Linked DNA regions of Homo sapiens: region 1 is linked to region 2. Evidence: chromatin contacts called from ENCODE Hi-C or POLR2A ChIA-PET data. All regions are on one chromosome and are shown on one strand. The core of a region is the stretch at or near the end of the contact, and the rest is flanking DNA. Distances in the headings are between cores, read along the strand shown.

Region 1 (5,183 bases), core at 2,506-5,005, 130 kb before region 2:
AAATTGTTTATTTTAAGGAATTGTCTCATGTGATCATGAGGCTGGCAAGTCTGAAATCTGCCTGCAATCTAGAAACTCAGACCGGGTTCCTGTTGCTGATGGAGGCCGACTTCCTTTTTCTCAGGGAAACCTCAGTTTTTGCTCTTAATGGCTTCAACTGATTGGATGAGCCCCACCCACATTATGGAAGGCAATCTGCTTTACTTAAAATCAACTAATTGTAAATAATCACATCTACAAAATGCCTTTACATCTAGACTGGTGTTCGATGAAACAATGAGGCACCATAGCCTAGCCAAATGGACACATAAATTTGTCCATCACATAAGGATTCACAAAATATGCTGGCATTTAAAAAAAACAAATTTCTTGGTTGGGCGTGGTGGCTCATGCCTGTAATCCCACCTACTTGGGAGGCTGAGGTAGGAGAACTGCTTGAACCTGGGAGGTGGAGGTTGCAGTGAGGCGAGATCACATCATTGCACTCTAGCCTGGGTGACAAGAGTGAAACTCTGTCTCAAAAAAAAAAAAAAAAAAAAAATTCTTGAAGACATTTCCTGAATACAAAATATAAAACTAAGAAAACAATGGTTAAAAAAATGACTATTGGTGACACCGAAACCAATTAAAGTAAAAATGTGGAGACTGTACATCTGTTTTTAAAATTAAATGAAAAAGCCAAAAATACTCTTGAAATGTAAGTACTCTAATGTTAAAAATAGTATAGTAACTATAATTTATATATAGAACCCCAGATTATATTAACAAAGAAAATAGAGGAAAAAGAAAATGAAGGTTTTATCTAAAGATGTGGGAATAAAAAAGTACTAATTTATGTGCTTGACTCTGAAAGTTGTTGGGAAAACATAATTTAAACAATGATTTCAAAATAGTAAATTAACAACTAGTAGAATTTTAAAAATTATATATTATCTTCCAAAACACTGAAGAAAGTAGACTCTTACTCTACTAGCTTGTGGAAACCCAGCCAGGTAACTATCATTTGAGTCCTTTGTCCCTGCATCAGTAATTCACACCTGGTAATATGTAACACTTGGTTCTTAGCCCCTGGCTGTGCATTAGAATCACCTAGGGTGCTTGTAAACATCCTGATTCCCAGGTGATGTCCCAGACCAGTTGCATCAGAATCTCTTGGGATGTGGCCCAGTCACCAGTTGTTTCTAGAGCTCCTCTGATGATTCCAAATTTGTGCAGCCAAGTTTGAGAACCACTGGCCAAGGCCTTTGCCCTTTCTCATGTTTCTTTGGGAAGGGCTGTCTACTTTAGCATAAAATGTACATAGTTACCTGCCCCTCCACCTTTCCTCTGAGTCACCTTTCCAGTGATCCTTGGTTATCTTGGTTACAATCTACAGCTCCTTACTCACAGCATGGCCCAAGGACCCAGCAGCCTCAAAATCTCTTGCGAGCTTCTTAGGAATGCACCTGTTCCATGGCTGTCTTCCTCAGTGGCCTTCTTGCCTCCTAATCTTCCTTCTCAAAACTTCTAATAGAATGATCTTTGCAAAACGCAAATCCAATCATGACATAACTTCCTCAATGAATAATCAGAAACTCCATGTGAAACCACCTTTGACAGTGAAAGAGATCAGACCTAACCAACTCCATCTTCCTTCTTACCTTTAAGCTGTCCTTGTTCATTCCTGAGCATAGACCAAACTAACTTTGGGAAGGAATTTAGTTTATGGTGTGACTGAAACAAAGTTGATAATAACCCTTTCCCAAAAAGACCCCCTTCTTGCCTGGGGACCAATCTGCCTTTGTAGGACTAACAAAATAGCTACAAGATTAGAAATTGCAGCTTAGGAGTCATGAAGCCTCTGGCTGCAAGAGTTTGAACCTCCCCAAATTGCTCCTGGGGATAACATCGCTATTGTAAAACATAAGATCAGTGCTTGAGATATTTTGTAGACCCTGTACTTGATGGATCAGCTGACACCACCAATACCAGTAATCTGGCTCAACCGGTTCTGCGATCCCACCCAGGAACAGAAGGCAGCAAGAAAACCTCACTTTGACCACTATGATTCCATCTCAAACCTGACCAATCAGCACTCCCCACTTCCCAAGCCCCTACCCATCAATTTATCTTTAAAAACTCTGATTCTCGAGTGCTCAGGGAGACTGATTTGAGTAGTAATATAACTCCAGTCTCCCTCACAGCTGGCTCTGCATGAATTACTCTTTCTCCATTGCAATTCCCCTGTCTTGATAAGTTGGCTTTGTCTAGGCAGCGGACAAGGTGAACCCTTTCGGCTGTTACACATGTTTCCTCTGTTGTAAAATCTAAGGTCCTGAAAATTAAATTCAGGGTTCTCTAAGGATTTAGCCTCTTTATCTTGTCCCAAATTTTCTTCTCAGCTATATTTCCCACTTTCCTAACTCCAAATACATCAGGCCATTAGCCATTCACCCAATGGGATAGGCCTTTTTACTCTTCAGTTCTTGGGCTAATGTTCTCTTCAGCTGTGAATGCCTCGTCCCCCATTTCCCATTAATTCTTAGTCTTTTCTTGGAGTTCAACACAGATGCCACCTCTGTGGGGAAGCCTTCCCCAATCTCCCAGTCAAAAGGGATATCACATGCAAATCAAAATCACAATGAGATTCCATCTCACACCAGTCAGAATGGCTATTATTAAAAAAGTCAAAAAACAGATGCTGGGGAGGTTGTGAAGAAAAGGAAACACTTATACACTGTTGCTGGGAGTGTAAATTAGTTCAACCATTGTGTAAGACAGTGTGGTGATTCCTCAAAGATCTAAAGACAGAAATACCATTCCACCCAGCAATCCCATTACTGGGTATATACCCCAAAGAATATAAATTTTTCTATTATAAAGACACGTGCATGGGCATGTTCATTACAGCACTATTCAAAATAGTAAAGACATTGAATCAACCCAAATGCCCAACGGTAGACTGGATAAAGAAAATGTGGTACATATCAGCCATGGAATACTATGCAGCCATAAAAAAGAATAAGATCATGTTCTTTGCAGGTACATGGATGGAGGTGGAGGCCATTATCCTTAGCAAATTAACACAGGAAGAAAACCAAATACTGCGTGTTCTCACTTGTAAGTGGGAGCTAAATGACGAGAACACATGGACACATAGAGGGGAACAACATACACTAGGGCCTATCAGAAGGTGGAGGGTAGGAGGAGGGAGAGGATCAGGAAAAATAATGGGTACTAGGCTTAATACCTGGTGATGCAATAATCTGTACAACAAACCCCCATGACACAAATGTAACCTATGTAACAAACCTGCACATGTACCCTTGAACTTAAAATTCAAACAACTATAAAAAAGGGGTTTCACTTTGTTCTTTCATGTAGCCCTGGTTTCATTCAATTTTATGTTGTTAACTTGTCTGTTTTTCCTCCTCAACTGATAATTCTTTGAGGGGAGGAACTATGCCCTTTTGTTCCCATTCCCTAATCAGCCAGCCAGTGCTTGTAGAACAAATGTCATGGGTCACACTCTCAATGCCTGTAGGTGAATTCTTTTAGCAGGATCAACTCTCCCCACATTCCATGGGTACTGCAGGGGGCAGGCCCAGCCCACACTATTTCAGCATAAGTGAGTATTTATTGCAAAGACTCTCCTAACCTTGGCCTATTAAGTAACTCCTTGATATTTTAGGGAATTTCTGTGCTCTCACATCATCTTCATCTTTCATTTCGCACTGGTGGAGTGCCTGCCCTCTCCTAACACTTTCTTCATTTTACCTTCATTGACGCTTCCTTTTTGGGGGACTGGTTTGTTCCAGGTGAACTCAAAGAATGAGTCAACTTTACTAGGACAGTGACTCACCTTCTTTTAAATCTGAGGACAATATTGGAAGCTCAAACAAAGTGTCTAAACAATTTCCTAGGAGCATTTGCTTGAGGAGGGGGTGTGTAATTTCAGCATCAACTGAAGAAAACATCTGAGCTTTTTGACAGCTTCTAAAGAGAATAAGACTCTCTGCCTGCCTGGAGATGCACTCAAAAGACAAGGCATTTAACAGCAAATCAAGGCTGTCCTGCCCAGGAATCATCCTAATCATACAGTCACAGATTCTTGCAAGGGTCACTGCAGCCCAGGTCCCTGACAGGCCAGCACATAACCCAAGCAGTCCAGCTGTGACTGCCAGGTGTCAAGTGCCTGTACTGAACACATTGAAAGGAGATAAACAGAGGTGACTTGGGAAGTGGCAAAGCCCTAGATGAAAGCAATCTATGAGGACAATATATTTTTCCAAATGTTTTTGCCTCTCTGCATAATCCAATCCAAATATTCTACTCCTTTCTGTTCTCTCCTCCCTGTAGGTATGTTGTTTACTATTGTGGTTTAGTAATGTTTTTTATTTGTCCAGAGACCCCAGGCCAATTTCCCAAGCACTAGAAGCCAGATTCTACATTCACCCTCTTGATCAAGTCCCTCCTCTGTGCTGTACCATGGGAATAAACCAAAAGGGAAGAAGATATGTGATACCAGAATAGAGAATACAACCCAGAAGAAAGGCAAAGGAAATTTGAATATGACAATAAAAAGAAATCTTAGGGTTACAGCTTCTCATCAGGCCTAACAGGCCACCAACTCCGAGGAGAGTAGAATGGAGGTTCCCAGAAAGCATGTCTCTAAGAAAAAAGTAGAAACAACAGTTTACATGATGTGATTGGCCTTGTAGAAAATCACACTGAGAGGAAGTTGTGGGGAGAGTTAGCAAGAGTAAAAAGAAGTCTAAGCAAATCAAAAGCAAGGCAATTATTAACTTTAGGAAAAACAAAAAGTAAGAAAAGAGACATCATTGTAGTATGTTACAATACTCAGCTGTGAATTATATTTGTATAAGCATAACACTGTAAACACAGAATAAAATTTAGCCCAAATAGTGATATTAAGAGAATGAAGGATGGGAAGCAGAGGGAACAGCATTGAAATTATTGCAGTGTGATTTTAATTTAGATGTCTTATATTACAAGTAAAGTGATTCCAAAGTAAACCTGAAAAACTAGTTCAGACCATGATGGGAAGAGGGGGTTGGACATACCTTGTTGTACTCACCTCCCTTTGGAATTCAGGCACAACTGACCAGCATTAACATTTAAAATAGAGATCCTAAGACTGATAAAAACAGACTTTTTGTGGCAATGAGATACCAAATGCCAAC
Region 2 (4,873 bases), core at 1,802-4,301:
TAGCCGGGCATGGTTGTGCATGTCTTTAATCCCAGCTACTCAGGAGGCTGAGGCAAGAGAATCACTTGAACCTGGGAGGCAGAAGTTGCAGTGGGCCGAGATCACACCATTGCACTCGAGCCTGGGCAACAAAGTGAGACTCCATCTCAAAAAAAAAAAAAAAAGTACCTATTATGAACTACGTGAAATAATCCTTGCATTATATATTAGGTTGAACTCCATCAAATTGATGTCTTCATGGCTCAAAACTATATTATCAATTTCATATGAGTCAATTAATTAATATTAACATTATTCCTGGAGTTATGTTTTCTCTACCACTTTTCCATCAGCCCCTAGTCCAGATTCATACTGTTCTATTTAGTACAGCTTTGTGATATGTTTTAATCTGGTATAAGTTTGCCCTCATTTTAAATAAAATGTTCTTACTTATTTTTTTCTTCCAGGGTAACACAAGAGAAATTTAGAATTATTTCACTGATTTCCCATGAAAGTCCCATTAAGACTTTTCATTAAAACTATTTTAAAATTACAAATGATATATAAAAGAATTTGTAGAATGTTATTTTTTGCGGTTTCCTAACCAGGACCATAATTTGATGTTGTACTTATTAAAGTTTTTTTTTTCAAGCTAGTTTCTCAGTGAAACTTTTCATTAAAAAAGAATTGGAGTTCCTACTCATTTTTGGTTACATTTTTGCTTAGGCTTTTCATACTTTGTTATTGTTACAAATGAAGATTTTCCTTTCTACTTTCCAGGTTATAATTGTTGGCACATAGAAAAACACTTTTCTAAGATATTGCTTTTGTATCCAACCACCTAATTTACAATCTCATTTTTAACACGGCATTTGCAATTGATTTTTTTCGTTTCTTGTGTTAAATTATAACATCTTCAAATAATGACAGTGTTTTTTAAAAAATCCTCTTCTTTTCCAAGTGTTAAAAAATATTATTCCTAACATTTCTTATTAAAATGACCAGAACTCCCAAATTTTCAAATTAAAAGAGTACTCTGCCTTCTGGTTTTTGTTTTAGTGAGAATGCCTGCTGTGATCTAAATGTTGAAATCCTAACCCCCAAGGTGATAGTATTAGGAGATGGGGCCTTTGGGAGATACTTAGGTCATGAGGAGCCCTCATGATTGGGATAAGTGCTCTTATAAAAGAGACCCCAGAGAGCCGGCTATCCCCTGCCACATGAGAGGACACAGCAAGAAGGTACCATCCATGGGGAAGGAGGAGACTTCCTTGTCAGACACCGAATCTGCCAGTGCCTTGATCTTGGACTTTGCAGGCTTCAGAACTGAAAGAAATAAATTTCTGTTGTTTACAAGCTACCCAGTTGATGGTATTTCATTATCGCAGCCCGAAGGGACTAAAGCAATGCCTTTATTGTTTAAATGTCAGGAATGGCATTCACTGTGATTATAGTAGAATGCTGTTATAATAGTCAGTATAAGTACATTGATGGTCCTAGGCAGTGGTCCTCTGCTCCTGGTTTACAATGAGTTTCCTCTCAGTAATGATGACTGAGTTGTAATTGATTATGCTCAGGATTTATTGAGATGACCATATATTTTCTTTTTTTAAGGAAAATTTCTATTATTTTAATTATTTTTATGTACAGAAAACTCAACAGCGTACATTTAACCCAGTTTAGTCGCAAGTTCTTTAGCCTTCGCCTTTTTTAGCTTGGTGATGCGAGCCACAGACTTGGGACCCAGGACATTACCTCCCCAGTGACAGCAGATCTCATCGTATCTGTCGCTGTAATTGGTCCTGATAGTTTCCACCAGCTTAGCCAAAGCTCCTTTGTCTTCCAAGTTAACCTGTGCGAAGGCAGCAGTGGTGCCTCTCTTCTTGTGGACTAGAAGTCCCAGTCTTGACTTCCCCTTGATAAAGCAGTAAGGGCCCCCCATTTTTTATGACACAGGGCAGGCAGGAAGACAACCAGCTAGAAGAAAGCACTAGCTGAAGAGCATATTTTGACCAAAAGCAGTAAATTTCAAAGCTAGCTGGGTAGCAACTGCTCTGGGTTAAAAAGTTCACGTATCTGCCCTTCAAGGCAGATGACTATATATTTTCTAATGTTTCCTATGGGTTTGATGTGTGATATTTAGATTTCTCCATAGCAAGCAATTCTCCCATTCTTGGGTTAGATGCTGTTAGGGGAAGGGTCACTCTGGCAGAGGCAGGTCTGCACACCTGGGTTGTTGCTTTTGCACACACACACCCGCCCCATTTTACACTGCACACCGCAGAACTTCACCGTTTCACACATTCAGAAATGAAGGCCTCCGTGGTGTAAACAAGTTGCCCAAAGCAACACAGCTTCCAGGACGGAAACCTTTGGATTGTTGGTCCAGTCGATTTAACTGTATCTGAATGGTGTTTGATTGCTTGTGTGATCCTGGCTGGGAATATTCTCCTTTCTGGACTTCAGTTTCCCCATAAGACCATATACTCTTCTGTAGACATTCATTCTACAGTCCAGGAGAGTACCTGGAAGGGACATTAATTTCTCTCTCCCTTTTCCCCACGGCCTATGCATTATTGTTTCAAGCCCATCTCCCCCATGGCCCATCTACCCGCAGCCAGCTCTGACCTGAAGGCCGGGTCAAAGGGGTGCTAGGAATTCCAGGTCGGTGATTGGCCTTCTTCTCTTACTCTATGTAGACTCCAGCCTACAATTCCTAGTAGGGAAAGAATAACCATCTCTAATTTGCAAGAGCTCAGGGTCTCGGGTACAGACAGGAACTGGCCCCTGCCAGGGGCATTCCCAGGGCGTTGCTCCTGGGATGGGCAGAGGGACCAGTGGGCAGGCCAGTAATGCCAACATTCAGAGGGTCCTCCTGCGGGCGGGGGCTTCCTGGAGGAGGTGGCCCTCAAGAGGGGCTTGCTTTCGATAGTGGGGGTGTTGTATTCCGTGCGGAAGGACCCTCCCGTTGTGTGGAGGAACCGCACAGTCCCTTTAATGTGGTATGCTGGTACAGTCACTCCATCTTGACGCCTAGCCCCACCCCCAAACGTTTTCAAGCCAAAGCAAACAGAAGCAAGGCCCAGGTTTAAACTTAAGAGGCTGCCTTCAGATTTTGTTTACTTATCCAGATTTGCAATCTTTCAGGACCCACCAAGGCCAGTTTCTTTTTCAGACTTTGCACTAGGCTATGAGGGCAGGGGGTGGCGGGCAGGGCAACGTCCCATACCGTCTAAATCGCGCCCATACGCTGCCACCTGGGAAAGGGGGCAGAAAGGGGCGGCGGTGCTCTAAAGTGAGGCGGAGCTGGAGGGCTCTGAGGAAATGCCCCGGGGCACCCCCTCCCCAAGGCAGCCTGGAGTGGACGCGCGGCTGCCAGGCTTCCCGCGGAGGACGCGACCCCGGCGGTGCCCGAGGCTGGCGCGCCCTCTCGCGGCCACGCCGGGAACGCCGCCGGCTGAGACCCTCGCGTCCTCGGAGAAGCCTGTGGTTGGTTCCAGCCTAGGCCCGGCGGGCAGCAGCCCACGCTGGGTGTTTGAGGGCAGTGAGGAAAAGGACCTGTCTGCAGAGATCGTCTCTGCTGCAGTCCTTCTGCAGTCCACGCTGGGGAATGCCCTGGTCAGCGCGACAGAGTCCTCCGCTCTCCCCGGCATCCCCTGTCCAAGCATTTCTCCTCTGCCCCCAGCTGTCAGCTACCCCTCCCCTTGCCTCTTTTGCTCGACTCCTTGAATTAACTCAGCCTCGTAGGGGTGTTGATGACTGCTTATTCCTCCCTTTACCTCTAGCCCAGCAGGATATTTCACAACTTTCCTCCAAAGCAGCGGTCAAGATCTGAGTTAGCTCCACGGCTTGCTGACTCTCCTCATGCTCGGGTTCCTCATCTATGAAACGGGGATAACTGTAGTATCTGCGTCCTGATTTGGTGTAAGGTTAGTGAGTTACTACGTGTGTAGCAGACCCGTGCCTCCACACATTCCCTCGGTGCCCCTCCTTCTTCCTGTGCCCCTGTCCTCTGCGTGCCTTCTCTGTGGGGAGACAGCCAGCATCTTCTTGCTTCTCTGTTGCAGGGCTGTCCCAGGCTGCTGGAGCCTCCCTGGACCACATGCAGCAGCCTGGAAGTGCCAGGGATCAGGGGACGTATTTACCTATATTAGAGTTCCCCAGAGAAACAGAACTTATGGGATTACATATATACATGTATACATATGCGTGTGTGTATATATACGTATATGTATGTATGCATGTGTGTGTATACATATATATGTGTGTGTACATATATATATATGAGAGAGAGAAATCGATTTATTATAAGGGATTGCCTCATGATCATGAAGGCTGACAAGTCCCAAGATCTGCATTGGCAAGCCAGGAGATCCCATGGTTGGTTCCAGTCCTAAAGCTGCCAGGCTCAAGAGCCAATGTTTCAGTCCAAGTCCAAAGGCAAGAAGCAAGTTGATGTCCCAACTTGAAGGTAGTCGGGAAGGAGAAATTCCCTCTTAATTGGAGGACGTTCCACATTATTGTTCTATTCAGGCCTTGAGCGGATTGGACAAGGCCCACCCACATTGCAGAGGTCAATCAGCCTTACTGATTTAAATGTTAATCTCATCTAAAAACACCCTATCACAGAAACACTCAGAATGTTTGACTAAACATCCAGACAACCTGCGACCCAGCCAAGTTGGCACATAAAAGTAACCATCACAGCCCCCGAGGGCAGATCTTCATCATGACAGGTGGTTGGGGAAGCAGGAGCCACACTGCAGCTCCACTCTGCACTCTCGCCTGGCCTCCTTCCCTTCCCAGTCCCAATTCCTCACTCCCTGGGTTTTCCTGAGGCCTACCCCTTAGTAAATTACTTTCAAGTGAATCTTCCTTCAAGGGTAGGAATCTG

Evidence for each region. Hi-C counts contacts between places; a loop is a spot of excess contacts on that map. ChIA-PET counts read pairs that join two places held with the same protein, here RNA polymerase II (POLR2A). Pooled maps may share reads with other maps.
Region 1: a loop to region 2 is called in a map of PC-3, with 3 times the contacts of the local background. The contact joins two enhancer-like sites. A Hi-C loop is called at or near these places in 6 of 168 maps with a recorded cell type or tissue (A673, Caco-2, PC-3 and 3 more) and 5 of 50 pooled maps. POLR2A ChIA-PET finds 5 or more read pairs at or near these places in 2 of 52 experiments (GM10248 and Panc1).

The regions. Positions count from the first base shown.
Region 1 is chr20:4,454,221-4,459,403 of GRCh38, forward strand. No RefSeq gene overlaps it. Among named protein-coding and RNA genes, the nearest start is that of ADRA1D, 210 kb to the left of the region's middle. Within about 2 kb of position 3,756, at least 4 of the 41 ENCODE cell types and tissues checked have a DNase peak (open chromatin) inside an H3K27ac peak, as active enhancers do; they include PC-3, where a contact is called at or near this core.
Region 2 is chr20:4,589,345-4,594,217 of GRCh38, forward strand. It overlaps the pseudogene RPL7AP12. Among named protein-coding and RNA genes, the nearest start is that of PRNP, 95 kb to the right of the region's middle. RefSeq lists a silencer at 3,369-3,518. Within about 2 kb of position 3,052, at least 5 of the 41 ENCODE cell types and tissues checked have a DNase peak (open chromatin) inside an H3K27ac peak, as active enhancers do; they include PC-3, where a contact is called at or near this core.